4 separate regions of the Mus musculus genome follow, and all the other regions are linked to region 2. Evidence: chromatin loops called from intact Hi-C (ENCODE). Cell type or tissue: heart. All regions are shown on one strand. Each heading gives the region's core, and the rest is flanking DNA. Links, peaks and the distances in the headings are about the cores only. Region 1 has its middle 35 kb from the start of Gm40727. Region 2 overlaps Gm34184 (predicted gene, 34184). Region 3 has its middle 54 kb from the start of Gm33919. Region 4 holds the start of Gm33980 (a long non-coding RNA gene).

Region 1 (7,394 bases), core at 968-5,967, 84 kb after region 2:
TTTCCTTTCTGTAGCCAAAATCTTCAGGGGAGTCTTCCCCTGTCACCTCAGATCCATGCCATCTGGAAGGGGTCCAAAGTCTTTTCTCCTTTCCTATCAAAGCAAATAAAGAACATCTCTCCCAAAATAGCATGTCCTTGGTCTAGTAACTGAAAACCATTAATGGATTAAAGGTATAGCATGACCTCTCTCCCAGAGGAGTTTTAGTATCATAGATGCCACCAACTTTATAATCATCTTCATTTTGGTAATTAAAAAAACATAAAGCAATTAAGGCAATCTAAACAGATATTATCTGATGAGGCAGAGCTTCTCCTCTATCTCCTGTTTTGTTCTCACAAGATTAATTTTTAATAGTGAGACCAAGGTCTAAGTTTCTAATGTCTGAGATAGGTTAGGCTACCTATCCCCTGCTTTTTGACCTATAATTTAAGATCAAAAGCCTCCAATTATTTATCCATCTAAGTACACTGAAATCCTCTCTTCTATGGAGTTTAATATATCTGTGGGTACATATGTCCCTTTTCTCTATATAACTTGAATTAACATAGGCTTCTATTATCTGTCTGAGGCAAGTTTTTTCTACTTACCCCCTGCTCTTTGACATATAATTTAAGGTCAGAAGCCCCCAAATAAATATTTATTCATCTATGTATACTTAAGAACATTTAAATAATTATCATTATACTCCCTTCTATCCTTAAAAATGGTTAAATCAAATTGTATATATCTCTATTCTTTATTTATCTGGTTGTAGGAGGCAGGCAGTTTCTATTTTCTGCCTGTCTCTGCCTTCCTCTGAGCAGCTAGCCTGTCTCTTTGCACAGCAGGGACTCCCAGGGGCTCTCTGAGCCCAAACTCTTTGTACTAGTGAACTATGGGAAGAAATCTCCACTTGGGTCAGTCAAAATCTGTAGCCCGTTAAGAAGCCAATCCTTCCCTTCTCCTGATCTTATATCATGGTATGTGTATATTCCATCTGAGAATCTATAAATAATTTTGAATAGTGGGTTTTTTCCTGCCACATTGCACACTTCTGTAGTGGTATATTGGTTAAACTGCTTTGGCTTCTTGAAGATCATGTGTGTGCTGTACCCACCTAAGAGCTCTCTGGTTTCCCAAATGAGACACACACACACACACACACACACACACACACACACACACACACACACACACACCAACTAATTTTTGTATGCCTTGACTAGCTCAATGGCTGAACATTTCTAATCCTCCCCGTGGCTAGAATAATTCTCTCCTTCAACTTTCCTGTGTCAACTTGCTAAGTCAACATTTCATTCCTGTTACCCCAGACCCAGTGGGGGAGTGCCCACTAGGACCATTTTTTGGGATTCACTCCTACACCTAATCCCTCTGGTTCCCCTCCTAGCACTTCTGCCTCCTCCTCCTCCTCCTCCTCCTCCTCCTCCTCCTCCTCCTCCTCCTCCTCCTCTTCCTCCTCCTCCTCCTCCTCCTCCTCCTTCTTCTTCTTCTTCTTCTCTCTCTCTCTCTCTCTCTCTCTCTCTCTCTCTCTCTCTCTCTCTCTCTCTCTCTCTCTCTCTTGCCCACAAAACCTAAAAGTTCTGCCCCGTCTCTCTGCCAATGGCTGTACAGTAATTCTCTATTACCAATTGAAGCCAGCTGGGGGCAGGGACTCTCAGGTCTACAAGCACAGATTTAAGACAAAGCATTAGAACCAATCCCCAACATCTGAATCCTGTTTCTGATGCCCAGCCCCATTACAAGGCTTGACTTTCATCCAGTGAGATGTGAGTTGACATGATCTCATTTTATTGATGCTTCAAGTGTCAAGCAAAAATGGGAAAGTTAAAATTCCACTAGATAGACAAACTGTTCTCGGATATTCTCAATTCACATATCATAAACATTAGGGGCTTGGAAGGTCATTGGATACTATAAACAGCCCGGTAACACTTGGGCATTGTGTTGCTTAGAGGAAAATGTTCGAGATTCATCACTCAGAGGAAAAGAGGGTTTGAGAAAACAAACATAAAAGTCCCTTTGCAATTTCCATTTTAGAATAGAAAGAATTTGGGGGGGGGGCAGAGCGTGGTCAGTGTTATGGTTTGTAAGCACGTGTCTCCTGGGAGAGGCTGTACTGCCAGACAAACCTGGCGCCTTGGTGGTTTTGACACTGTTCCCCCTCCTGGATTCCTCTCTTCGAAATAGAACATTCCTGCCTCCCCCACCCCATTCTAACCTTCTAGTTTTCCATTCTCAGAGCATCAGTCTCACTTTCTTGTTTTATTGTTCCCTTCTTTCTCCGATTAGATGGACAGTAGCAAGCACCACTTGGATCTCTTGGGTTAGCTCTGGTGTGGAGGAAAAGTGGTTACTTTTGCAGAAGAACCAGATGCTATTTTTGTGCTCTGTGGCTTTGCAGGGAATTTTAGTTTTGCAAGAGGCTGTGTTTTATGTATTATAGCCTTAGATTTCAGCTTGTTGCACTGGATAGCCAAACCCTAGTTTTTAATTTCATCTTGCTTTGGCTAGTAATGATGAGTCTGGAATTGGAAACTAGATTCAGAAGCAACTCTTTCTTTTATTCCTGCAAAAGTTCCCCTTGTTCAGTCTCAAAAAAAAAAAAAAAAGAGCTAAAATTGAAGTAAGAAGAAAGGAGTTGGGAGGAAAGGAATGACCCAATGCCCCAGTCCCACTGATGACTGTGTTATCCATGGGTGGGGTCATCCAGATGTTCACTCCTCCAGATGTGCAGGCTTTCCCTGCTCAAGGCAGACCCACCTGTGCTGTGAAACCCTGATATATTCTGAGGCCAAACAGCTTGCCTTCAAGTCACAATGTAAAACTCAAAGCAATCTTTCCTCAGCTGCTGGGTGTTCTGATTGTGGCTTGGTTGGGTCTGCAGATCATTCAGGCTTTGGGCTCCCAGAGAGAGAAGAGTCCACTTGTCCAAGGAAATGTCTGTAATACACGTTAAGTGGCCTGCGAGGGAGCCTTCTCATTTATTGGCTGAAACATGAAACGGAAAACATGCAGAGAGCACTGGGGCCCCACAGGCTCTGCTCCTTCCCAGGAAATGGGGTGAGGAAAGATGAAGCAAACACGTGATTCCAGGCAGCCCACATGCTTGGGTGTTTCACAATGCAAAAAGCATCTGTCCAGTGGAAGTCCTGGGCATGAGCATTGGAATTTATAGAGACAGATTGACTTCCAGTCTCTTGCCGGGATTCCATTCCCACTGCTACAGGAATAAACTTTTCCATTAAGCAAGAAGAATTTCATCTCCACTCAACTATGCTTATTTAGGCATTGGATGCACACATACTAAATGTCAGTGTCTGTGGTGGGGGCTGAGGCCAAAGATGAATAAGGCAGAGACCCCTGTGTTCAAGGAACTTACTCTGCAATGGGAAGGAGAAGCTAGAAACAACTGGCACAGCCCTATAGACTCTCTGAGAATAGAAAAACATTCTGAAGAACTTGGGAAGCAAAGTGGGGAATGTGGAGCCCTATAAATGGTGTACTGGACATTTTGCTATTTGAGGCTAACAAAGTTCCATTTCCTTTTCCTCTTTATAACATCACTTTACTTTTTACTTTGTCATTCACCTTTCACAAGCAGTTGTCTATATCACTAGCCCAGAAAAGCCCCTGGATTGATTAATGCTCAGTATGGTGTCCCCTGTCACGATGATCAGAGTCATTCAGGGTTTAGGGCATATAATCCAGTCCAAATCTGTGTATTCAGGATGGAGATTGCAGGAGGCTTTGAAGGCAGAAGCTCAGCTGCTTTTTAAAAAGAAGCACTGAGAAAATCAGCTTTCCTTCCAGCTGATGGTTTTCCAGGGATTCTTTGTTCTGTAGGAGAACCTTGTGCTGGGAGGGTGTCACCAGAGGTTGAAAACAGAAAGGAAAGGAGATTTTGTGCTCTGGTTCAGGCATGACAAGCATTGTCTAAAAGCCATTGGGTAACTCAGAAGCTCTTTAGTTGGGTGGGTGACAAGTCCTCTTTATTTTCTCAACTACTATGGTCTTCTCTAATACTTTCTGTGATGGCTATTCCTGGTTGTCAACTTGACTACATCTGGAATGAACTACAATCCAGAAATGGAGGGCACACCTGTGATCCAGATCTTAAGTCTAGAAGGACACAGACTTCTGACCTGGATCTTGACATGGAGTTCTTGAGGCATAGTGGCCATGAAAATTTTAGGCCCAGGCAAGGTAGTACACACCTTTAACCCTAGGATACTGAGGCAAGCTGATCCCTGAGTCAAAGTCAGCTTGGGACAAAGTAAATTCCAGATCCAGGCAACTAGGAGGAGGGTCTTAAAGCCCAAGCCCACAAAGACTCATTTCCTCCAGCAAGGCCTCACCCACTCCAACAAAGTCACACCTCCAAATAGTGCACTCCCTGGGCCAAGTATATTCAAACCACCACACTTGCATTCAAAGATAGAGAGAAGAATTTCCAGGAATAGCAACTCGCAATTGTGCAGCATATTTCCCATGTGCCGATCACTCTGCTACACACTTTCTATAATTCTCATCATAACCTTAGGAAAGAGGGAGTCTCAGTTGTATTTTTACATATTAGAGAATTAAGAGTTTTAGAGGATAGAGGGATAGTTTAGCGGCAAACCACTTGTAAAGCCCTGGGTTCAATCCCCAGAACCACAAAATATAAATGAATAAGATTACATAGGTGGAATAAATTGCCACCAAAGCACAAAGAATATATTTGCATATTGCTAGGGGGGTCCAGTCAAATGGGGACCGAAACTTGCTATTGGATTAAGTGAGGTAATATACATCAGAGATCTTAGAGAAAGCCTTTTGGGTGCATGTAGAGATGAAAGGCTGGATTAAGTTCACTGGGGATGACTAGACATCAAGGAAAAGGAAAATACCCATGCGAGCATTTTGGAAGAAGTTCAGCAAAACTCATCTCTTCAAGCCTAAGTGAAATGTACATGCTACCAAAAGTCAACTGAGGCTGCCTTATAGTTCCAGAGGGTCAGTCCTTTATCATCATAGTAGGGAGCATGGCAGCATGCAGGCAGACGTGGTGCTAGAGTTGCCAAGAGTTCTCTATCTTGATCTAAAGTCAGCCAGAAGGAGGCTGTCTTCCCCAGGAAACCAGAAGGAAGGGCTCTTTTCCACACTGGGTGCAACATGAGCACCAGGAGACCTCAAAGCCCATGTAAACAGTGATACGCTTCCTCCAACAAGGCAACAATTATTCCAACAAGACCACACTTCCTAAAAGTGCCACTTCCCTTGGGCCATGTCTTACACATGCCAGGCAAACACTCCAATCCTGATCCTCATGTCTGCCCTTCACATTTCACTCTTCTGAGGTGTAAAATCAGGAAAGTCTTTAGGGACATAAACCATCTCAGCCCTGTGATCTGTGCAGCCTTCCTCTGCCCTTTGGTGTCTACTTGGGAACTTGTGTGTTGCGACAGTCAGTCTTCTGGGACACGTCAAGCTTGAGCCCTGCTTTGCACCTCAATGTATGATCTTGGGGAAATTCAATGAGATCAATTCCCTAACATCTAACTCTGTAAGGGAATACAATACAGGGCAGGGCTGGAAGTGACAACTTCCCTGAAGAATGTTAGGAAACTCCCTGACTACTCTGGGACACTGTGGGACTAGAGACCAAACTCCACCAAAGACCAAGTGGACTCTTGCCCAGTGACTTATGTTTGTCACGTGAGGAGAATAAAGGGGTGGCCTGAACACACATTGAAACAGCTGTCTCTGGATCCAGGAGTGCAAGGCTAGCCTAGAATTCTCACATCCTGAAGGGTTGCCAAGCTTGTCCAGCAGAGTCCACTAGACCTTGGGTGTGATGTTAAGACCCGAATCCTGTGCCTGCTCCAATTCTACAGTACTGGGAAACATTTTGTTGACTCTGAGATGGTCTCTGTCCTAGAGGGGGAAAACAGTTTCTTCTGTATCTAGCTTCTTTTCAAACAAGTATTGGCATAAGATGTACCCGAGGTACCATAACCACCAGAGTGTACTATCTTGTTGGAATTTTGGACTCTTAAATAAGCCACCAGAATCACTCACTAGATGCTTGAACTGCTTTCCACTTTCCTAAGTAAATGATCATGTACCTGTGTTTTAACATCCCCTGGGGCCCAAGAATTGCATGCCTATCTTGGTCACATATTATGTTATTTTCCTTTCAAGGCCTAAGAATTCCTCAGTAGTTATGAACAAAACTCATCTTCTTGGATCTCTTTGCTTCCTGGTCATAGAATGATTGTATTATCTAGGATTCTCACCTAGTTTCACAGTTTAGACTAAGTGTGGCTAAGCTGGAACACCCTCCTTGTCAAACAAGACATAAGATTATCTCAGGGTCAACGAGGTCGGTTCTGGTCTCACTTCCTTAAAAACAAAACAAAACTGACATTTAAAGAAACTTGAGTTACTTCCTAGATTAATCAAGAGAGTTGCTTTCTTCAGTAGGAAGGACAATGAGGCCAAAACCTGATGAATTGGGAGGACTGCATGTGTTAGGAAGAACCAGTTGACTCCCAAGATCTAACCCTTCTGTTCTGATGGCTATTGTGGAGAAAGCAATTGGAAGCATTGTGAAAAATGAGTCATTTCAAAAGGACAATTCATAAATTACATGAATTGTCATGTATATGTTGTGGTTTTACTTGCATTGTAGAAACCTTCAACACTGGAAAGTTTTGGCCAAGCAGTGTAGTACTGCATGCTGTGTGGATTCTGCAGTCTGCAGTTGAGCTGATTTCATCAGACTCTTCTGGGAAGTATATGAAAATCAGATTCCTGGGTGTCATCTCCTAGTCTCTAAGAGGCCTAGAGCAGTTGTACTCTGGAAAGCTCTGGAAGCTTTTTACACGATGACCCAGAATGAAAACAAGGAATAAGAGTACCAGTTTTATTTCCAGTTATGCCTCCACCCCATTACTCTGTCTCAGATATATTCTAGGCACAGGAGAACCATCTGTAAACACACAACGCACACATCACACACATCACATGCACATCATACATCACACACATCATAGACATCACCCAAATCACACATACATCACACACATCACACACATACATACACACATCATACACATCACACACACATACACATACACACATATCATATCACACACACATACATACACATTACACACACATCACACACAATACATACATGTCACACACACCACACACACATAATGCACATAACACACACATATACCTACACACATCACACAAAATACACACACATAATAGACACATACACACATCAAACATATATAACACACACACATCACACATATACATACATCACACACATACATCACACATACACATCACACACACCACAAATGCCATAAAAGTCAGCCAGATGTTTGGTCTAT
Region 2 (7,394 bases), core at 1,666-6,665:
TGTACTTTTGTTTTGGAAGGAAAAGCAAAGAGGAAAGGGGAAGGTAGCCTGAGCATCTTCTCATTCACAGGGCACCTGGAGCAGGCTCCGCCCACCTCCTTGCCTGAGGTCTCTCAGGCCTCTAGGCTGCTCTGCACATTCTGCCCTTTGACACAAAGCCAGCAACTTGGAAGGTTCATTCATGGATTTAAAGTTTCTTCCAGTCTTCCCTCCTCCCTAATGAAGCAGTTTCCTTCAAAGGTTCACGATGCCCACTGTCCACTCCAGGCAGAAGAGCAGGCATTTTCTGCTGTGCCCGGCAATGGGGTTGGGGGTGAGGGGCAGGTGTGTATAGCGAAGGGAAAAGAAGGGTGTTCCGACAGGTGGATGACGGCAACTCTGCGCGCAGGCCACGCTATCTTTCCAGAGTCCATTTCAGGCACCCACAGTCATTGGTGGCATGTGGTCCTGGCATCACTGCTCCTTCCAGGGCCAAGTCAGGCAGCCAGGCTAAGAAATCATACATTCAAAATGTCTAAGAGGCAGGGTTTAAATATAGATATGCCACAATCCTAATGTGCTTCATTTAACTGTTTCAACCTTTAGTGTTCTTAGTTGAAAATTAGAGATTAACCCTGTTTTTACCTTTGCTGGCCCTACAGTTTATTCTTTAAATTGTAGCCAGGAAGATTATACCAATTAGGATTCCACTTAACCACCAGAAACAGAGATAACTGCCTAGAGAGAGCCTTAATGGGCTGGGATGGCTCTACTCCCAAGGACTCTGGTCCAAACTTCTTACCATCCCATACAGGGGGGTGGGGGTGGGGGATGACCCTTGTTTTCATAATGAACTAGAACAGGTAAAGATCCAGACATCATGTCTGCATTCCAGGTTGAAGAGGAAGGGCAAAAACAAAGAAGAAAAATATCAAAAGCTGCAGTGAACTTTTTGGAGCACATACCGTTGGCTAAACTTAGTTTCATGACTTATGCCATGTGTCCAGCCGAAAGTGTGGGGTTTCTATTATAAGGAAGAGGAAAGAAATGGATGTGAGGGAATAGCACACTCTCTCTGCCAGATCAACCCTTCAAAATATAAGGCAATTCTAATCTACGTTGCTTAAAACTGTGTTATTTCTCCCATGCAGAATAAAAGCCAAGGCCATTGGAGCATCCTCCAAGACACCGAGGGTCTGGTTTCTTCTCCCCCTCTGTACTGGCTAATTTTGTATCAACTTGACAAAGCTGGAGTTATCACAGAGAAAGGAGCTTCAGTTGAGGAAATGCCTCCATGAGATCCAGCTGTAAGGCATTTTCTCAATTAGTGATCAAGGGGGAAAGGCCCCTTGTGGGTGGGATCTTCTCTGGGCTGGTAATCTTAGTTCTACAAGAGAGCAGGCTGAGCAAGCCAGGGGAAGCAAGCCAGTAAAGAACATCCCTCCATGGCCTCTGCATCAGCTCCTGCTTTCTGACCTGCTTGAGTTCCAGTCCTGACTTCCTTTGGTGATGAACAGCAGTATGGAAGTGTAAGCCGAATAAATCCTTTCCTCCCCAACTTGTTTCTTGGTCATGATGTTTGTGCAGGAATAGAAACCCTGACTAAGACACCCTCTAACCTCATTTCTTTAAAAAAAAAAAAAAAAAAAAAAAAACTTTATTGGATATTGTCTTTACTTACATTTCAAATGTTATCCCCTTTCCCTGTTTTCCCCCCAGAAATCCCCTATCCCATTCCCCCTCCTCCTTCGGAGTCTATGAGGGTGTATCCCCACCCAACCACCCACTCCCACCTCCCTACCCTGGCATCCCCCTACACTGGAGCATTGAGTCTTCACAGAACTAAGGCCCTCTTTTCCCATTGATACCCAACAAGGCCATCCTCTGCTACATATACGGCTGGAGCCATGGGTCCCTCCATGTGTATTCTTTGGTTGGTGTTTAAGTTCCTGGAAGCTCCGGGGGATGTAGTTGGTTGATATTGCTGTTCTTCCTATTAGGTTGCAAACCCCTTCAGCTTCTTCAGTCCTTTCTCCAACTCCTCCATTGGGGACTCATGCTCAGTCACATGGTTGGCTGTGAGCATCTGCCTCTGTACCTGTCAGGCTCTGGCAGAGCCTCTCAGGAGACAGCCATATCAGGCTCCTGTCAGCATGAATTTCTTAGCATCCACAATCTGTCTGGGTTTGGTGACTATCTATGGGATGGATCCCCAAGTGGGTCAGTCTCTGGATAGCCCTTCCTTCAGTTTCTGCTTCACACTTTGTCTGCGTATTTCTTCCCTTGAGTATGTTGTTTCCCCTTCTAAGGAAGACTGAATCACCCACACTTTAGCCTTCCTTCTTAAGCTTCATGTGGTCTGTGAATTGTATTTTGGTTTCTGTGCTTTTGGGCTAATATCCACGTACCAGTGAGTGCATGCCATGTATGTTCTCTTGTGACTGGGTTACCTCACTCAGGAGTCTAGTTCCATACATTTGCCTAAGAATTTCATGAAGTCATTGTTTTTAATATCTGAATAGTACTCCATTGTGTAAATGTACCACATTTTCTGTATCCATTCCTCTACTGAGGGACATCTGGGTTCTTTCCAGCTTCTGGCTATTTTAAACAAGGCTGCTATGAACATAGTGGAGCATGTGTCCTTGTTATATGTTGGATCATCTTTTGGGTATATTCTAGGAGTGGTATAGCTGGGTTCTCAGGTAACACTGTGTCCAATTTTCTGAGGAACCACCAGACTGACTTCCAGAGTAGATGACCCAGCTTACAGTCCAACCAGCAATTTCTCACCTTCTTTTCTGGATTATTCTGAGTCTCTTGCCTTCCTCAGGCTATGCCTCCAGGTGTCTTAAACTCAGCCCTCAGCCCATTATAGCTAACGGGTGAACTACTACTTTAGCAGGGACAATCCTACAGAAACCGTGGTCACCTCCCTTGGGACCCTGCACCCCTTACCTAGATGCCCTTTTGTTGGCTGCTGTCATACCCTACTCTGCTGGGGATACTCTTGGTTAACATTTGCCTTTTACTATCAGGCATTCGATGACTTTTGGGACTTCATCTGCTGTCTCCTGTTTAAAGCTGTGGGACATTCAAACATTGTCAAAGACCTTGTGCATGCTCCTAGAGGTCAATGACAGGCTGAGTAAGTTCTAACTCTGTCTCTATTCCAACACAGGGGAGAGAAGGCACCAGATATCAAGGCTAAAAGGGCTTCATCCAGGGGAAGAGGTGACTGGGTTTGCTGAGCTTCTAATCAGTGCCCGTCTGTTAGAGGAAGACTAGAGCAAGTGCTGCCAGCCATGACTGCGGGGAACAGTGGGAAACAATTTTCAGTCACTTTCCCCCAAAGCTTCAGGACTATTTATTCTCAATTCTTTCTTCTCTGCCTTTAGTTTTGAACAAGTGTGGCTTGGGGGCACATATCCCTGAATCCATCACTTTGATGGTTTATTGCACATTAAGTAGCATAGAATTGAAGTCTGGGGCTAGGTCAGGCCCATTTTGGGTCCTCTTTTCTTCCTTTGTACCCTCACAGTGGGAGGGGGACCTGCCTAGCTGTGCTTGGCCAAGTTAAAATGAGGAGACCAGATGGTCAGAAAGAAAGGAATTTGGGTCCAGGTTCAGAAAAGGGAAAGCTCTGTGTGTGTGTGTGTGTGTGTGTGTGTGTGTGTTTATGTGTGTATGTGTATTTGTGTGTGTGTGTGTGTGCGTGTGCGCGTGTGCGTGTGCGTGTGCGTGTGTGTGTGTGTGTGTTGTAGGGTGAGGCAAGACTTCTGCATGGCTTTTGAGCAGAGATCAGACCATTCAGTCCTGAGGTGCATTTCTGAATGGCAGCAATCCCCTGCAGGGGTGTGCAGGGCGAGTGCATCCTTCTGTTTTAATCCCCCAGGACTTGGTGCCAAACCTCAAAATCATTTTTTTCTGTGCTGGGGTTTTAATTATATGTGGCTTTTAGTTTTGAGAACCAGAGCACACTGATTTATGTTAAACGACAAGGGGAAAAAAATCAGGGAGGTGAAGCAGTGGCTTTGGGCATTGGCTTTCAGCAGGAAATGTTAGGAAGAAAGAAAACAAGTTGTAAGGTCTGGGGAAGTAAGTTTCAATTGGAAGACAATTCTGGAGGAGACCCCCCACTCCCTCCACAAAAAGGCTGGGGCTACAGAATTTAGCCTGTTAGGCACGGAGTTGAAAGGAGCTGTCCCTGCCTCTTTGGCACTGTTGGAGAGTCAGCAGACAGGAAGGGGGCAGGAAGTCAGACAGCACTAGGTGGCAGGGATCCAGGCAGGAAGCAGGCTGGGTGTGAACAAGTGTCTTCATGGCAGGGACAGATGGGGACGGAGCCTTCAGAGCAAAGCTGACGAGAAATGAACAACTGGGACTCTTTTGTCTTCCTCTAAGCCTTGCCTCATGGCTGGGGCTGGTGGCGTTATCTCTATGCATGGCCTCTGTTCGTCGGACTCATGGTTTCAATGTGACCTCCCTGGCACAAGCACAAGACACTGCAGGGAGAAGCAGAGTGACAGCCAGCCAGGCTGGCTGGATGTTTTCAGATTTATTCTGACTCTCTCTAGCATGGCAGGGTCCCCCAGTCCCAATGGGGCACACATGTCACTGAGACAATACACATTGTCACATCAGCTGTCCTCAGCTGAGTTTGCTTACAGCTAGCTCTGTGCTGTAGGTGTGCAATGAGGTCTGCTTACCGCCACAAGCAGAAGAGGACGGGAGTCTGGGAGGCTGGATGACTGGTGGCTCAAATCCCTCAGCTAGTGATTTATAAAACTGACATTGCAGTGGGCAAAGCACTTTGGGACACACATGCAATGAATAGCGTTAAAATCCCCAGCTCTTACATAAACGTTGGGTGAGCATGGAAGCCTACCTATATCCCAATACTGGGGGGAGGTCAGGACAGAGAAATCTCAGGGACAAACTGCTAGATAGTCTAGCAGAATTGGTAGATAGGAGACCTTGCTTCAGTAAGTAGTGAGGAAAGATAGAGGGAGACAGTGATATTAATTTCTGAACTCCACACATATGCACTTATGCACATCCATACGCATGTGTCCACACACCCATGAACACATGTATATATCACACATACACAAGCAAAATGATGATGATGATGATGATGGCAACCACCAGCAACAAGACTGAGCCTGAAGCTTGTCTCTCTGTCCACATATTACCTTCGCAGCATGGTGTTTATGCAAGTTTGTTATCTTTCCTAAGTGAATGAGAACTTTGTTGATGCCCTTGGGGAGGGACTGGAGAACCATCGCTATAGGACCCTCCTTCTCCCTCGTATGTCTGAGCTAAAAAGGGGACAGGACAAATACATAGATTGTATCTCTATGTATATCCCCTCTAGTATGCTTACCTGAGTATTTAGACTCATGCGCACATCCTTGGAGTGTTGTTGGAGGCTTCTGGAAGCACATCTCTTTGGATTTTAAAAGACTTTAAAAACTGACTCATTGGCTTGGCTGTGGAAGCTATTCTGCATCAGAGAAACTACATACAGATTTGGGCCAAAGGATACATTTGGCTGGAGAGAAGGGATTTGGTATAAGATTTGAACAGTTGTTGTCAGCAGAGAAATTAAACAGCCTAGGGAAACCTCCTAACGATGATTTTTTTCTGCTTAGATAATATTACTTTTCAGGCGCCTTCTAGCTGGAATCTAGATCCAGAGAGCTGTCTGGAAAAATTTACCCCGACATCCTTTGGCTTCCTTAGCACCGTGCATGTTGGATTGTGAATAGCTGGGCTTTTGGAAGTTAGGAAAAGCCTCTGAATATGGATGACCCCATACAAATTAAGGATTCTGGGTAGTTAATCTTGGCATCAACTTGATAGAATTTAGAGTCGCCATGGAAACAAATCTCTGGGCCTAGGTATACTAGAGGTTTTCTAGATTAGGTTAATGCAAGTAAGGGGACTACCCTAAATGTGGGTGGTACCATACCGTGGGAGAAAGAAGCTGAATGCAAGCAGTCTTTGCTTTTTGACTGGACACAATGTGACCAAGCAGCCACCTCCTGTTCTTGTTGCTGTGTCTCCCTGACAGGATGGACTGTGTCCCAGGAACTGTAACCCAGAACAAACCCTTCTTTCCTACATTAAGACTCTTGTCAAACTCAGAAATCTGCCTGCCTCTGCCTCCCGAGTGCTGGGATTAAAGGCGTGCGCCACCGTGCCCAACTAGTCAAGTATTTTTGTTATAGCGATGAGACATATAACTAATACCGATGCTGAGGAAGCAGAGGAAAGACGCACAGGCCCCTGAGATGAGGTCCCCTTGGGACCTTGGGCTTCCTTATCTTTTGTTCTAGATGTAGACAAATGCTTTATGGAGACCTCGGGATCAGAAGAGAGCATCCTAATTTCTCTTTGGGAAGCCACCTTCTCCAGTGTCTACAGATTTGGCCTGAGCCATTGCTAGGTTCTCAGCCACTCCTTCATGTAGTTGGTCCTTATTGGACTACCCAGCACAAATCATGTGAGCTAATATAAGAGGTCTGCTCTGTGCTAAGTACTCATTCTATTTATTCTCTTCCCTTAGAGAAATCGCAGCTAATCTCAAGTATAGCAGCTTCTGTCTGCCCTCCAGCCCACCAAGTGGACAAAAACCCATTTCTTGAGCTGTGGTTTTCAAAAACACGCACATGTGACACCAGGAGGCAGGAACAATGGCAGAGACAGACTATAGGGTAGGGATCTATTTTCAGGCTGAGTGAAGGAGAAAAGTGAGTGTAGGGAGAAAAGCTGTATGTTCAAGACTTTTTCTAGCTAAACACAAAATTTCTATTGCCGTTTTTTTTTTATCCTTACGATAAAAGCAGGCTTAGAAACCTATATCCTTGATGTCATGTTCAGAGAACATTTACAACTTTAAAACATAGTATATATGTTCAGTCTGGGAAGGCTTGGAAACCTATCCAGGCTTTGCCTTTACAAGTTGGCTTCTGTACCTTTGGTGTGGAGTTCATGTCCTTTGACAATGGCAGAGCATGCTGCAAAACAGGCCAGCTAGTTTTCCAGTAGAGAAAGAAAAGGTAGCCAGCAGGGAAGGCGAATCACATAGCTTTGAGGTTGTATATCTGCCAACCAGACCTAACCAGAAATATAAGTGCCTTTGCCAAGGCTGGAAGCAAGAAGGGTCACAGGTCACTTGTGGCCATTCAGAAGGGACCAAGTTCATGGTCCACCTATGACTTTATTTTGGGTTTTTGGATGGCTGGTCATCGTCTCTGCTTTGCACGTGCTGGACATGATTGGTGTCCTTCAGAATGCTAGAAGATCCAAAGCAGAAGGATAAATACTGGAATCTTTAGTGAGAACAATGTTTAAGAGAATCAGATTTTAAGGCCCGGAAGGATTCTGCTTCTTTCTGCCTCCTCTTTCAG
Region 3 (7,394 bases), core at 1,320-6,319, 190 kb before region 2:
TGTAAGAGATTATCATTTCAGAATCCACAAATGCAGTTTTACTGGTGCATAGTCATTCCCATCATCTACTTTAGGGGCTGCTCCATGGTCCAGCAATGATCTGGTGGGGATGGGTGGGAGTGGGACAGAGGCTATAGGCCTGCTAAGCTTAGGATGTCTACTTTCAGATCTCCATGGAAACAATTCCATTGCAATAATTCTCTCTTCCTTCCTTCCTTCCTTCCTTCCTTCCTTCCTTCCTTCCTTCCTTCCTTCCTTCCTTCCTCCCTCCCTCCCTCCCTCCCTCCCTCCCTCCCTCCCTTTATTTTTTGAGACAGTTCTCTATGTAGCCCTGGCTATCTTGGAACTCACTCTGTAGACCAGGCTGGCCTTGAACTCACAGAGATCTGCCTGCCACTGTCTCCTGAATATTGGGATTCAAGGCATGTGCCACCACTGCCTGGCAGTAGTGATTCTTAAAATGGAATCTGCATACAGGTCTTCTAGGTTCTTAAAGATTCTGACATAGTAGATCCAGCAAAAGTCGCCATTTCTGATCTCTCTTCTCAGTGAGTGGCAGTAATATAGCTTTTCAAATATCTCCTGATCTTCCTCCTCCCTTTATTTTGAGATGGGGAACGATTAAGCCCAGGAGAGCCCAGAACTCACTGTGTAGTTAGGATGACCTTGGACTTTGGATCCTTTTGCCTCTACCTCCTGAGTGCTGGGATTGCAGGCATGTACCACCACAGCTGTTTTGTGTAGCACTGGTGGTCAAACCCAGGACTTTGTGCATGCTAGGCAAACCCCTTAGCCAGTGGACTACACCCCATTCCCATTGTGAGCTTCTTGTTGTGTTGGGATTTATTTAAATATGATCATCCTCTACGTTTCCTTGTCTTCCTCCAGATGGGGTGCAGCACAGCCAAGTAGTTTCTACATATTTAGCTGTTCCATTCTGCCTCCCTATGGTTATATCTAACCTGCACATGCGACAGCTTCCTCCTGGCTTAATCCTGTACATGGTTACCAGCTCCATACCTATTGTGCACATCAGTTCCACTGGTTGAGGTTTCAGAGAAAATCCAGGGGTTCATACTGTTTAGGGGAGCCTCTTCCTTAGTACCATACTTTGATCTGCATCCCTAAACCTCCTAGATGGAAGGAGTCTTTCTTTCCTCCAGAGTCACCTCTCAGCCATTATTTTAAAACTCTTCAAGGTATCTCACCCCATCCTGGAAGTCACTGGGTACTTAGAGATAAGTGATTGACTAAGCAGGCACTTAACTTCCAGCATCCTGCACTGTTCCACCTTCCTGAGTTTCAGCCAGAAGAGTAAACTCTTAGTACATGCATGGGGCACTGGTGTTCCATTTAGAGAAAGTTGCCCCTCCTATTTGGCTGACAAAGTGTTAGCCAGAGGAGGACCTGAGAGCCAAGGGGTGTCCTTCTGTCACTTAGAACTCTGGGCATGACACTGTCTGCATGACACTGTGCAAGGGCCCAGGGATAGTAGCCAGAAGGCAGTAGCTGGAGACTGTAGGAACATGAAGATGAAAAACAGGAGGGTTGAGCTGGAGTCCGAGCAACGGGTGGTGTACCACGGGTGTGTCAAGGTGCGATCTGTGCAGTGCAGAACAGAGGAAGGGTGACTGGCTAGCTGCCTTCCAAACCTGGCTCCTCATCTTCCTAAGTACACTTCCTTCATCTAAGACATATTCTGATAAAGCTGGGCTCGAGGCACTTACCTGTAACAGTAGCCCTTGGGGGATAGAAGCAGAAAGAGCAGGAGTCTGAGGCCAAATAGCAACAGCCTGAGGGTTGCCAAATTCTCTACTCTAAGGGAAGGAGAATTGGTGGCATCCTTTGGCAACTCTGTACCACCCTTTCTCTCTCCTCCTCCTCGTACTGCAGCTGCCTTTCCAAGTGTACAAGCTTATGTGCATACCCTCCTGCTCGGTAGGCCCCAGATCACAGGGAATAGAACATAGCCTGGTCCTGTCTCGCCTACGAGACAGTGGGTTCCCTGCATACCAGAGCTGGCTGAGACCTTAATGGAAAGTTTCTCCAGTCTTTTGTAACCACAGAAACAGAGGCCCAGAGATGGGAGTGAAGAGACTTGAATCATGTCTCAGGGACAGAGTCTAGAGCAGAGCCCAAACCTCTTGATTTCAACCCACCTTTCCTCCTCCATCTTCCCTCTCTCTTCCTTCCCTTCCCCCTCTTCCCTACCCCTCTCCATTACTCTCCTCCTCTTCCCTTCACCAGTTTCATTATTGTTCTCACACGTGGTTAGTTGGGCTGTCAGGAGATCAGCTGATACAATGAAGAGAAATACTGAATGTGGCAGGTAGCATACAGTTAACGCCCATAAATGAAAATATTACAGGGTCCCAGAAGGGCAGGGGAAACAGTGGGCTCACAGCTTCCCACGTGTCTCCCTCAGAATGCAAAGCTGTGTAAGGTCAGTGTGGATGGAAACCTTGGCTACATTTCTTGACTTAAAAGAAGCAGCAATGTACAGACTTTGGGTCTGGCCAATCTTGATGGATGCTGTTTTGGTTTTATTTTTGTTTGTTTTGTATGTGTGTTGTTTAGTTTTGTTTTTAATCGCAAAGGTCTTTATAATAAAGCATATGTGTGTGTGTGTGTGTGTGTGTATACACATATAGTAGGAGGACTGGAAAGATGTCCCGGTCAGTAGAGTACTTGCCATGTAAACATGAGGACCTGAGTTTGATCCTTAGAACCCACAGAAGAAGAGGAGGAGAAGGAGGAGGGAGAAGGGAGAGGGAGAGGAGAGGGGGAAGGGGAGAGAAGGGAAGGGGAAAGAAGACGAAGAAGAAAAAGAAGAAGGAGGAGGAGGAAGAGGAGGAGGAGAAAGTAGGCAGGAAAGAGGAGAAGAAAGAAAAGTTGAGAGCAGTGGCACCCTTGTAATCTAAGTACTAGGAAGGCAGAGGCAAATGTATCCCTGAAGCTTACTGGACAGCCTAGTCTATTTGACAAGTTCCAGGCCAGTGGGTACCCTGCCTCAGAATAAAACTAGGTAGGTGGTACACACACACACACACACACACACACACACACACACACACACACAGAATTCTTGAGCACGATGTCTTTTGCAGATTCCTCCTGCTAGCTCTAGCAGTGCTGGAACTGGGAGGGGATGTTTTGAAGGCATTAGTGGAGTCCACTGCTGGTCACATGGAGTCCAGGGGTGGTGCTTCTCTGGCAGCATCAGAGGCCCAACCCTGTGGTGTGAATGCAGTCCTCCCACACATCAGGCTCCTTGACAGCTTCCTGCCATTATTCTGGCCCGTGTGAGGAGCACACACTCGAACTCAACTCCCTTAGGAGTTCTGGGCATTTCAGACCTTGGGAATCAGCTGTTTAGCTGTGTTTATTGGAGAGCCTTTGTTTTCTTCTTTGAAGACAGGAAGCTCATTAGTAACAAGCTAGAACAATCAACCTTTAACCTAGGCTTGAACATGTCCCCTGAGAAGTGGGGATTTTTTTTTAAAGGAGGGCATTGTCAGGACATAGCCAATTCAGTTGTCAAGCTGCCCAATCAGGACCTAGGCAAGCCACATTCCTGAGATTTTGAGGTTCCCCAGAGGTATCTACTTTTCCTCTGTGATCTCTCTCACAGCTAGAAACATCAGGAAAAGCTGGGACAAAATACACTGTGGTAATTAGTAACAATGACCCTGGAGTCCAGTGACTGGCTCCGTGCTTTAGTCCAGCCACTTACTAATTGTGGCCTTGGGTAAGTTATTTAACCCCAGAGTCTTCATCTTTAAAACAGGGCTACATAGTAAAAATATCCTTCATTACACAATGGGGGGGAGCATATATGATCTCTCCTTATAGTACTCATTGAAGAGTTCATTAATGCCTTGACTCACGCCATTGCTGTGTGAAGAGATGCATAAACGAACAAGTCTGTGTCCTTTTTTTTTTTTTTTTGAGGCAGTAACTACTCAGTACAAAATGTACACATTATTCTAAGATTTATAAAACACACACACCAGGCTTTGGGAGCATGCTGAGGAGGAAGGGTGTGGATACAGTACTAGTAGTAGTCATGGTACTGACAGTACATGTGTACTAAGGATTCTATTACAGTAGTGGTGATAGTGGCAATGGCGATCATGTGATGGCGGCCATGTGATGGTGGTCATGGTTGCAGTAGCAGTAGACACTGTTGTGTATGTGGTGATGCTGTGACAATGATGGTGACGATTTGTTTAAAGATGGAAATAACGATGGCGCTGTTGCTGGTAGTAGTTAGGGTTTTAATCAAGGTGTCAATCATTAGAATGGTGGTCACAATGGTGTTCATGCTTTGAGTAGTAGAGATGTCTACTTTCTACTCTGTGATGGCAGAGAGTGGAATGACAGCAGTGACTTGTAATGAGGAAGATGAGTAGATCTTGGAAATGCTGAGTAGAGGTAGTGTTGACTTGCCATGAGAATATTGGCGGTAATTGTTGGTATCAAGAACTAGCTTGCTGATGGTGACTACGTAGCTGTGGCAGTGCTAGTGCAGGGTCTCTGTGATGCTGGTGACTATGTAGCTGTGGCAGTGCTAGTGCAGGGTCTCTGTGATGCTGGTGACTATGTAGCTGTGGCAGTGCTAGTGCAGGGTCTCTGGGATGCTGGTGACTATGTGGCTGTGGTAGTGCTGGTGCAAGATCTCTGGGATGCTGGTGACTATGTGGCTGTGGTAGTGCTAGTGCAGGGTCTCTGGGATGCTGGTGACTATGTAGCTGTGGTAGTGCTAGTGCAGGGTCTCTGAGATGCTGGTGACTATGTAGCTGTGGTAGTGCTAGTGCAGGGTCTCTGGGATGCTGGTGACTATGTGGCTGTGGTAGTGCTGGTGCAGGATCTCTGGGATGCTGGTGACTATGTGGCTGTGGTAGTGCTGGTGCAGGGTCTCTGGGATGCTGGTGACTATGTGGCTGTGGTAGTGCTGGTGCAGGATCTCTGGGATGCTGGTGACTATGTGGCTGTGGTAGTGCTGGTTCAGGAGTTCTGTGATGGTTACTGACCATCATCAACTTGACCTGACTTGGAATCACGTAGGACATAAACTTGTCCGTGTGTCTCTTGAAGGGGTTTCCGGAGGAGTTTGTCCTACATGGAGAGAAATACCCTGGATGTGAAAAGTATCATCCCGTGGACAGTGGCCCCAGGCTAAATACAATTTAAAAAGTCAAAATTAAAAACTGACCAGAAACCCAGCACACATCTCACTGTTTCCTGACTGCAGCTACTGTGACCAGCTGCCTTGTGTCCTCATGTCCCAGTCCCCAGTGCACCACCTCCCACCACACAGTCAACCTGACTGGATTGAGCATGATATGGGAGATTGGGGCTACACTCCTGGACATACCTGTAAGAGTTTCAGAAAGAATTAATTGAAGGGGAAAGACAAATCTAGAATGGGGGTGGCATCATCCCACGGGCTGGGAGCTTGGATAGACTCTAGGAAAAAAGAAAAAGAAAGAAAGAAAAAAAGAAAGAGAGCTCGTGTTAGTATTCAGCTCCTCAGAGATGTGATCAAGGAGTTCTTGCTCCTTCTACCCTGGGCTTAGCCACACTGCTTCCATATCCCTCACCACAGTGGACTGGATTCTCAGATTATGAGCCTGAATCAACTCTTCCTCTCTTAAGTTGCTCCTCATCAGGTATTTGTTCATAACAATGAGAAAAATGACTAATACACCACAGGACCTATCTCCGAGTTTTCTTCCTCTAAATGGGGTGCACACAGCACTCACCCAGTACGCCCTACTCATGTTGGGGTCCATGACAACAGTCATAGCTCCAATCACAGCTGGCACTAGGGAAACAGAGACGAGTTTTCCAACATTTTGAAGCAGAGTGCCAAGAAATTCTGTGAGGCTGAAAGTTATGTTTGAAGTTTTAATTACTGTGTGTAAGAGAGCTATAAAACCAAAGTGGCTGTAACCTGTGAGCCCCACTTGCTCATGGACAGATAACTTCCCGGAATGCTGGGGCTATAGTTCGTGTAAGAGAAAAAGCTCTATGTCTACACTTCAGTTAATAAGGTTTGTTGTCCCAACTGCACAGGGTGTGCTTGATCACACATAGGTGGGAGGTGTGTAGACAGGAAGTACGTCAGGATCTATGCTAAGCTCTGATTGGATGAAGGTGGGGAAGTATGTAACCTATTGGATTTCATCTTTATAAGCTCTGTCTAATGTAATTTGACACCATTCTCTGGGAATCCCAGGTATGAACCTGGCTAGTCTTTAATAAAGCTTACTTCAAATTTGGCTCAAAAATTGTGGTAGTGGTCTTATTCTTGGCCCATGGGATTAACAATCCCCAGGAATAAATTTTTATCTCTGCTCAAGTCAAGGGCTGTATGGGCAGAAGCAGAAAAGACAGATTTTTCTAAATGTTAATACAAGCCATAGATATGGCTTCTAGGCCATTTTTCTTCCTTTCTTTTTTGTTCCTGTCTCTTCCCTATCTATCTATCTATCTATCTATCTATCTATCTATCTATCTATCTATCTATCTATCTATCTATCTACCTACCTACCTACCTATCTATCTATCTATCTATCTATCTATCTATCTATCTATCTATCTATCTATCTATCTATCTCCCTATCATCTATCTAAGCATAAAGTCTGCAGTGAGAGCTTGTCTGTAACTTATTATTTCAGTGCTGGTACTTTGACTTGGGGCCTTTTGCATACCACACAAGCTCTGTATCCCTGAGCTATTTTGTTTGTTTGTTTTACAGGTCTCACATAGCTCAAGCTGGCCTTAAACATCCCATGTAGCAGAAGGTGACCTCGAACTCTTGATCCTTCTGCCTCTACTTCTTCATAGCTGAGATTAAAAGCCTGCACCACTATGTTTTGCTTTGGGGGTGTCTCAGACACATGTTTTAATGGGAAAGAAAGGATGTTAAGGAAACAGGAGCTGAAACCTGTTTTGGAAAACAATAAACAGTCAGCTCTCTGCAGAAAACACAGCGGGTATTTTACTTGGATTTTAGAGGGACCTGAGGTGTTAGAAGAATGGCAATCTCCCTCTCCCTCCCCCTCTCCCTCTCCCTCTCCCTCTCCCTCCCTCTCTCTCTCTCTCTCTCTCTCTCTCTCTCTCTCTCTCTCTCTCACACACACACACACACACACACACACACACACACACACACACACACACACACTTTTCTTCCTTCCTTTTTAAAAGAAATCTGTTAGGTTAAGAGGATTTCTCCAAGTCAGATACAGATCAATGGCTAGTTTATCCCTGGGAACATCTGGGTACTACCTTATCTTGCGCCTGATGGGGTTTCTCCTATGAGGAGATGAGGGACGACACTTTCAACATTCTGTTTGGCAAAGGGCACTTTCCTGAAGCTTCTATG
Region 4 (7,394 bases), core at 1,026-6,025, 130 kb before region 2:
ATTCTGCTGTGTGCCCAGAGCTATATGTGCTGCCTGTCCTGGGTGCCTTCTGTTCTTTTAAGACTTTTACATCAATGCCTGGGAAGAGCTGCAAATACTCCAGAGACCAGCCCCTCCCTTGTGCCAAATACTTGGCAGGCTTTTGCCAAGCTGACCTAATAAGACCCTGGCCTGAGACAAGGGGACAATGGGGAGTCCCACATTATTTATGACAGTCTCTCTTTGTACTGTGCATGACCTCTGTATGCTGCTTCTAAGGTGGAGCTGATCTGCCAAGAAGTCAGGAAGTCATGTGGGTATGTGACAGTAGATGGGGGTTAAGTGCTGCGTGTGAGGAGACATCAGGGTGAGCGAGACAGGTGCAGCTCTTGAGGCGACTTGGAGTGGTAAATATGACTAAGCCCCAGGAGATGGACATCCTGTGGTTTGCTCTCTCATGGAGAGGTTTGTCTCTGAACAAGGGCAGAGATGATATTAAAAACACTGGCTGTGCGTTCTGCTCCCTGAGTTTGCCAAGGGCACAAGCAGATCTTTCCCTTCACTCCTGATTCTGAACTGAGACCAGAGGGCAAGGCACATGGCCTGTCATCTGTGTGACTGGAGCACGGGACTTACAGCAAGAGTCTGAGATGGCTATGCTCTTGACCTCCCACGGGACCGTAGACCGATCCACGGGATCCCCCAGCCTGAGGGGAGCCTGAAACTTGACAAACCTCTCACTTTTAAGGATGAAGACAAGAGACTGAGGTCCAACTCTTGGCCTCATTGAACCCTTACTACTAGCCATGTACCTTGCTCTGGCTGTCCAGGGAGTAGTGACATGTGGGGCAAGAGGCCAGATGTGCAGAACTCCCATCATGGCAAAGATCAGCATCACTGGGGGAAACAAACATATTTTTGTCCAAGTCAACTACAGTCCAGGTGGGGAATGACTGTTCCATCAGTCAGAGATGAGCCACTGGCAGGACAGCTCTGCTGCTCCATGAAGCTTCTCTTTCTATACAGCATTGGCAAGCCCTTAGGGCTGTGGTGGGGAAGATGGGAGTGGTGCCCTCAGAAGGCTCCAAAGGAAGCAAATTGCTCATCTTCAAGGAGGTTCTCTTCAAGGCTGCGAAACTGTTCCATTTTCCGCTTGTACACAGCTGTGTTATCTTGAACAGGTCTTAAGAGGTTCCTGTCCAGCAGACATATGTAAGTGGTGAAGGGGCTCTGCCTCAGCTGGAGGTTGGAGGGATGCTGACATCTTGAAAGGCTTGTTGCTTCTAGAGAATTCCATTCAGAACAGGAATGAAGATACAAATGAAGATAAAGCCTTAACTCAACCCTTTCTCCCCTCCTTCATCCCTTCCTTCTCCCTCTGCCTTTCTCTTTCTGGCCTTCTCTCTCTGCTCCCATTCACCCTCCTCTCATCTCCTTCCTCCTCCTCCACCCTCCTCCTCCACCCTCCTCCTCCACTCCACTCCCCCTTCTTCTAGAACAATGTCCCCACCAAGACTTCTTGAGAAAACAACTCGGTCAGAAGTCGCTCTGCATTAGTAACCCAGCCCAGTTCTGACATACCCACATCTCATGGGCAGCTACCTCCATATATCTATCACTTGCGGCCACCACAAGACTTCCTGTCCATTCTACTGTCAGAGGCCTTAGTTGACAGCCCTTCTTGGTTAGGGCCCTTGACAATTGCCCTGGAAAGGAAAACAGCCCCTACTTAGTAGAAACAATGTGACATTTAGAGCCTGGCTGGTCTGGGCTCAGCTCCCGGATCTGCCACTCCATACCTGCCTGCCTCTTGGAGTTTGAGCTTCCTCATTTGTGATATAAACAACTTGAGGATGACAAACAGCGCCCTTCTTGGGAATTGCTTTGAAACGAAGTGATGTCATGCCCACGCATGCAGCTTAACTACAAGACTCAACGAAGGATGGAGACAGGGAGGCTGAAAGCGGCAGAAGATTCTACCTGTAGCTTGATTTTCTGTGCCCTTTTGATCTGATAAACAGCAGGGCTTCTCCAAGACTCTGAAATTACGGAAACCACAAGGCACCTGTTACATGTGAGGAAGCTCTGACATAGCATTCCCTAGGGTCACCTTTGCCCCAGCCCGCCTCCCTGTCTTCCTGGTGCTGGCTGTGTATTAAGGAACACTTAACACCTCACAATGCCCTACTAGACTGGCCCTGTTGTGCAATGAATTGCTTACGTGTTCAGGCTGTGTCTATGTGCCCATAGAATATATGCTATGGACATGAGTCTGCAGGACTCAAGAACCTGGCTAGCTCCCGGTTCTTAAGATCTCTGTCATGGATTCTCCCTGTAATTATTCTCCCTGTAATTCTCCCTCATTTTAGACTTGGCAGCTTGCAATGAGCTTAAATCAGGACAGTTGGGGAATTTTGCATGGAGCTCCGTGTGCCATCTTACCGTGTCCCAAGTCTGCATCTCTGTGGGTACCACTCAAGGTTGCTGGATGACAGCAGCAGATTTAACAAGAAAAAGCATTCAAAGGGTGATGGCAGAGTTCTGAAAATTGGAGAACGTGTCCAGGACCTACATCTCCCAGGCAGTCAGGTCACAGCTATGGTCCCTCTGCAGAAAGTGTTCCATTTCCATAACTGCTGTCAGGGTACCAAACGTTGTTGCCATTTAACACAGAGCTTTGATTTTTTTCCATGCAGTTGCATGGCCTGCTTAGGAGTCATAGCCAGAGCTGAAGCACCCTGCTAACTCTTCTTAGGTCAGACAGGAGGGAGAGCCCTCTTCGATTTCATAGTTCACATAGTAAGGAATCCTCCCAAAGAAGGCAGGTGTTCAAAAGGTTAAAGTGTGAACGAATGCCATCCATGTGACATCAACTTTAAATGTTGGTAGATGACTAATATCCAGAAGACACCAAAGTGGCAGGAGCTGTATACTGGAGGTTGGAGTAGATTAACTCCCAAGTTGGCCTGTAGGGGGACTAAGGGACACAGAATCCATGGGATATTTCTATCAGAGTCCCTCCTGCTCAGTCATTAGTCACAGAACATTAGGTATCCGAAATGGATGCTTGCCAAGGTTTAGCACGTCCTTCATGTCAAGGCTAAGAGCATTCTGGGAAAGGGGACAAAGGCCATGGGAATGTCAGGCTGAGACAGGGCAGGGGGTGACAGGGAAGCTTACAGGAGCACTCCCTGGGGGCTGAGTTCATTGGCATTCTAAGGAGTAGAGAGAACACCCTACACCAAAGGATGTCATGAACTCTCCTCTCTGAAAGGTACCTCCAAGGGACCAGACGATGAGAGAACAGCGTGGACCTTCCCAAGCCTCCAGCCTGCAAATGGGCTGAGTACCTATGTGATCAATGTCCTCATATTCAGTGGGGCCACCAGCCTGCTGGGCAGCCTGTGATAAGTTCTTTACTCTCGGTGAAGTGAATCTCAGTTTCCACAGAAGGGATGATTACAGCACACACTTGAATGGATGGAGTACACATCTGAAGAACTGTGACTGGTGATGGACTTCGATCTAGCTCTTTCCGCCTGTCCGACGGGCAGCCCCTGGCAGGTATGGGGCATGGTGGAGATGGACTCTGATTGGATATTTAAGAAGATGCATTTGTTGCCATATGGGAGGCCAGGCATGGATGGAATAGACAAGGGGCTACCACACTAGTCCTCCTGGCATTGAGTGATCAGGGAAGAAGCGAGGTAAATAGCAGGTAATGAGGGGGCACTTCTAAACTGTTATGAAGATTATTGTTAGCTGTGAAGTGGTGGCATTCTTTAGTTCTAACACTTGGGAGGCAGAGGCAGGGGGATCTCTATGAGTTCAAGGTCAGCTCGTCTACATATTGAGTTGTAGAACAGTCATGGCTACACAGAAAAACCCTGTTTTTGACAACCCTGAAAACCAAAGCCAAACCAAGCCAAGCCAAACCAAACCAAACCAAACCAAACCAAACCAAACCAAACCAAACCAAACCAAACCAAACCAACAAAAAAAAAAAATCAGTGTTAAGTAGGAACTTGATAAATGGCAGCTAATATGTGAATGAGGCAGAAAGGACAAGGAAAGAATGAGTTCTCCTAGGTATAGTGGAGGAGAAAGTTTGTTATAGACATGTGGGAAAGCATAGCTAGAGGCCGGGCCATCTGGGAGAGTTCAGACATGACCCTGAGCCATGGGAGGAGATAGAAGGACAGGGGGCATGGTGAGGGTGGGGGCGGAGATAGGGAAGGGAGGTAGGAAGAGAGGGGAACCAGGTACAGCAGCCAAGAGGGCAGAGGTACAAAATGAGCAGGTAACTAAAGTGTTTGGATTCTACAGGGAAGAGCCTCTGGGGGAAGGACAGGATGTAAACAGGAAGGGACTGAAGGATGCTGGGAAAATCTGGTGGTCAGGTCTACTTGATTTGTTAAATAGGCTCCTCAGCCATTTGTCCCAGAGTCTGAGACATAGCATAATTACTCCTTCAAGCCTTAGAATGACTAACTTTAGAAATGTTTGTAATATGGAAAATGAAAACATTTATTATTATTATTATTATTATTAATGTGTGTAACAAACCATTACACAGTGCCTTTCAGATGAGACACTGGACTAGGCAATGTGTCCGTCAGAGTCCCTTAGAGAGACAGAACCGATGGAGGCTGAGTACAGAGACTGACTCCTGGCGACTATAGAGGCTGTGTCCTGTGATTGACATGGATAAGGTCGAGACCCAGGTGAGCCAGAAGCACTATTTCGGTCTGAGGCTGAGAGCCAGAGGAACAGGAAAGCCAGTTGAATAGATTCTAGCTGGATTTCATGTCTGGAGGCAGAAGAAGGCTGTTCTAGCTGGGGGGGGGGTGAAGAGAAAGAGGGGGGGGGGAGAGAGAGAGAGAGAGAGAGAGAGAGAGAGAGAGAGAGAGAGAGAGAGAGAGAGAGAGAGAGAGAGAGAGAGCTTTCCTGGGTTTTTGATCCGTTAGAGCTTGAGTCCACTGTCATTGGAAAGTGTGGCTTGCTTTTCTCCCTACGTCAGACATGAACTGCTCCAGGGTCTCCATAACACACAGCCAAAGTGATGCTGCACCACATCTCTGGTCACCCTGTGACCTAGCCAAGCAGACACATGCAGTTGGCTACCGTGGGACTCTGCCTCCAGTAGATTGTCTCATGCTTCCGACTCTGTTTACCCCTGTGGTAGAGAAAAGAAAACTCAGAGATCTCACATAACTAGTGGATGGTTGGGCTTGGTTTCAACCTATGAGTGAATAGGGGAAAAAAAAAGATGACTCTCAGGTCTAGTTATGGAGCAAATCAGCAGGGCCTGGCTGCGAATCTTTTGCCCTGGGGGTTGAACAGCTTATATGAGGAATTCAGAGATCTTCCAGTGCCCCAGGGCCAGGAAGACACATCCATTTTCACTGGCGTTCTGTACACATGCTGACTGTGGCTGGAAATCTCTGGGACAACTCTTTGTGATTCTCTGGGGTACCCTCTAGTTTCACCTCTAATCAAAACTTACCAATGAAGCAAACAAGCAAAAAAAAAAAAATCAAAAAATTAAAAATTGCCTGACTGTCAACCTGCCAAGAGTCCAATTAGTCAAAACCAGACTTTACCCTCCCAAGGCAGGCTGTGTGCACGCTGGAGGAAGCCTGATAAGAAAGCACAGCCTCGCATGACTTTTAGCTGGCAGCGGGAAAGGAGCCCGGGAACAGTAGCAGGCGGGTTCCAATTCCCTGAGCCTTTCCCACTGGTCATCGTCAGTTCCTCCTCTGAGTGCTCTGCTCTTCCTGACCCACCCATTCATGTAATTACCTTGGGGACTTGGCTGAAAAGTTATCTCCAGCCAGACGCCTTTCCCACCCAGCATCAGCCTGTCAGATCGGAGGCACTAGATGGTGCGTTCATTTCCCACGCATTCAGTGCGGGCCTCGTGGCTCACACAGGTGAGTTGTGTGTGATTGCCACCCTCCAGTGCTTAGCATGTGCTTCAGTAATGGGAACAGTAATGATCCTGCCAACCAATTTGGACACTGAGAACCTCCGGCCTCCAACTCAAACATATAACTGAAAAGCTGAAAATGTTTTTGTTTAATTTCAATTGAAATAGCCACATGGGGCTGATGGTGAGCACAGTTATAAAACAAACAGGAGATGGTAAAGGAGAGATCATAACAGAGTCTTTGGGGCTGCAGTCAAAGTCTGTGTGCGGTTGGATGAGGTGCCCAAAGCAGACCAATCCACTCCTATGCTGGGCACTATCACAGTTGTTGAGGGGAAACAGAAACTCAGCTGGGTTGAAATTCTAGCATCTCCCACTTGCTAATACCAGGATTTACAAATGGGAAGTGTGAGGCTGAGGTAGGGCAGAGGAGAGTGGAGGTGGACTGGAGGCAAGTTCAAGATCTGACCAGTGTCTCATTAGCATGCATGTCAAGGTTCACACATCTCTCTCAATCAGGTTCTCCTTGCTAAGGGCTGAATTCCAGGCGCACTTCCTGTGTGGGGCGTCCTCTTGTCTTGTTCACTGATGTACGCACTTGAGAAGGGAATCAATTTTTCTAAAAACAAAAAACAAAAAACAAAAAAAACCATTTGATTATATTGCCCCTTATCGAAAATTGACTAAGACATGGAAAATGATACAGAGGAAACCACACATCCACGAATAACTTCTTCGTACAGTTCCTTTTATAACCTTTGTATTCTTGGACTTAACAGTTGGTGTCTGAATCTCACAAATTTCTCTTCAGGGTTACATATTGCCATTTGTCTATCCAATGTTGGTTCTTTCCTTGGTCTTACCAACATCAGGTTTTGCTCTGGGAATCAGTGGGTTTAGTTAAAAGCTAACTCACTAGCTTGCTTGGAGGGTTGGCCCAAGATGTAACAGGAGGTTGTTTAGTGAATCCTGCAGCCCTAGACTGCAATCACAGAGTGTTTGTAGTTTCTCCTTCTTGTATCTAGAATTTTGGAGGTTCTGGGTGGCATTACAGCAACATCGATTCTGAGGCTGCGACTATTTACAAGACACAGGGGAAAAGATGAAAGAAATTCAGACCCTTGATGACAAACCAATCTTTTACCTTTATGATGGTTTGCATATGCTTGGCCCAGGGAGTGGCACTATTAGAAGATGTGGTCCTATTGGAGTAGGCGTGGCCTTGTTGCAGTAGGTGTGTCACTGTGGGTGTGGGCTTTAAGACCCTCACCCCAGGTGCCTGGAAGTCAGTCTTCTCTTAGAGGCTAGCAGAGGCTCCTCCTGCACTATGCCTGCCTGGATGCTGCTATGTACCTGCCTTGATGATAATGGACTGAACCTCTGAGCCTATAAGTCGGCCCCAATTAAATGTTGTCTTTATAAGATTTGCCTTGGTCATGGTGTCTGTTCACAGCAGTAAAACCCTAAGACAACTGTCTACCTCCAA

The links. A loop is a pair of places that touch in the nucleus more often than their neighbours do. Peaks named below come from ENCODE experiments on the same cell type or tissue, not always from the same donor. Only the 100,000 strongest peaks of a DNase experiment are listed, where the experiment ranks them.
Region 1: it touches region 2 in a loop (2.5-fold over the local background); 2 of 42 quality-filtered maps call a loop at or near these places.
Region 3: a loop joins it to region 2, with 3 times the contacts of the local background. A loop is called at or near these places in 3 of 42 quality-filtered maps.
Region 4: it touches region 2 in a loop (2.7-fold over the local background); 2 of 42 quality-filtered maps call a loop at or near these places.

Annotation. Positions count from the first base shown.
Region 1 is chr10:84,141,137-84,148,530 of GRCm38, forward strand. No RefSeq gene overlaps it. Among named protein-coding and RNA genes, the nearest start is that of Gm40727, 35 kb to the left of the region's middle. In heart, for the core only: no CTCF peak of the experiment used is centred there; a DNase peak (open chromatin) is centred at 2,995.
Region 2 is chr10:84,056,564-84,063,957 of GRCm38, forward strand. The region is part of intron 2 of Gm34184 (predicted gene, 34184); the gene reads right to left. Among named protein-coding and RNA genes, the nearest start is that of Gm34113, 24 kb to the right of the region's middle. In heart, for the core only: no CTCF peak of the experiment used is centred there; a DNase peak (open chromatin) is centred at 4,278; H3K4me3 peaks cover 532 bases; H3K27ac peaks cover 1,277 bases.
Region 3 is chr10:83,868,652-83,876,045 of GRCm38, forward strand. No RefSeq gene overlaps it. Among named protein-coding and RNA genes, the nearest start is that of Gm33919, 54 kb to the right of the region's middle. In heart, for the core only: no CTCF peak of the experiment used is centred there; a DNase peak (open chromatin) is centred at 3,250; H3K27ac peaks cover 708 bases.
Region 4 is chr10:83,931,691-83,939,084 of GRCm38, forward strand. It overlaps Gm33980 (a long non-coding RNA gene), which reads right to left and starts at 1,835. Exons shown (of 3, transcript XR_380635.2): 1 at 1,779-1,835; 2 at 1,561-1,685; 3 at 1,028-1,262. Gm34043 (a long non-coding RNA gene) reads right to left here. Exons shown (of 3, transcript XR_380636.3): 3 at 6,046-6,527. In heart, for the core only: a CTCF peak has its summit at 2,941; a DNase peak (open chromatin) is centred at 5,711; H3K27ac peaks cover 373 bases.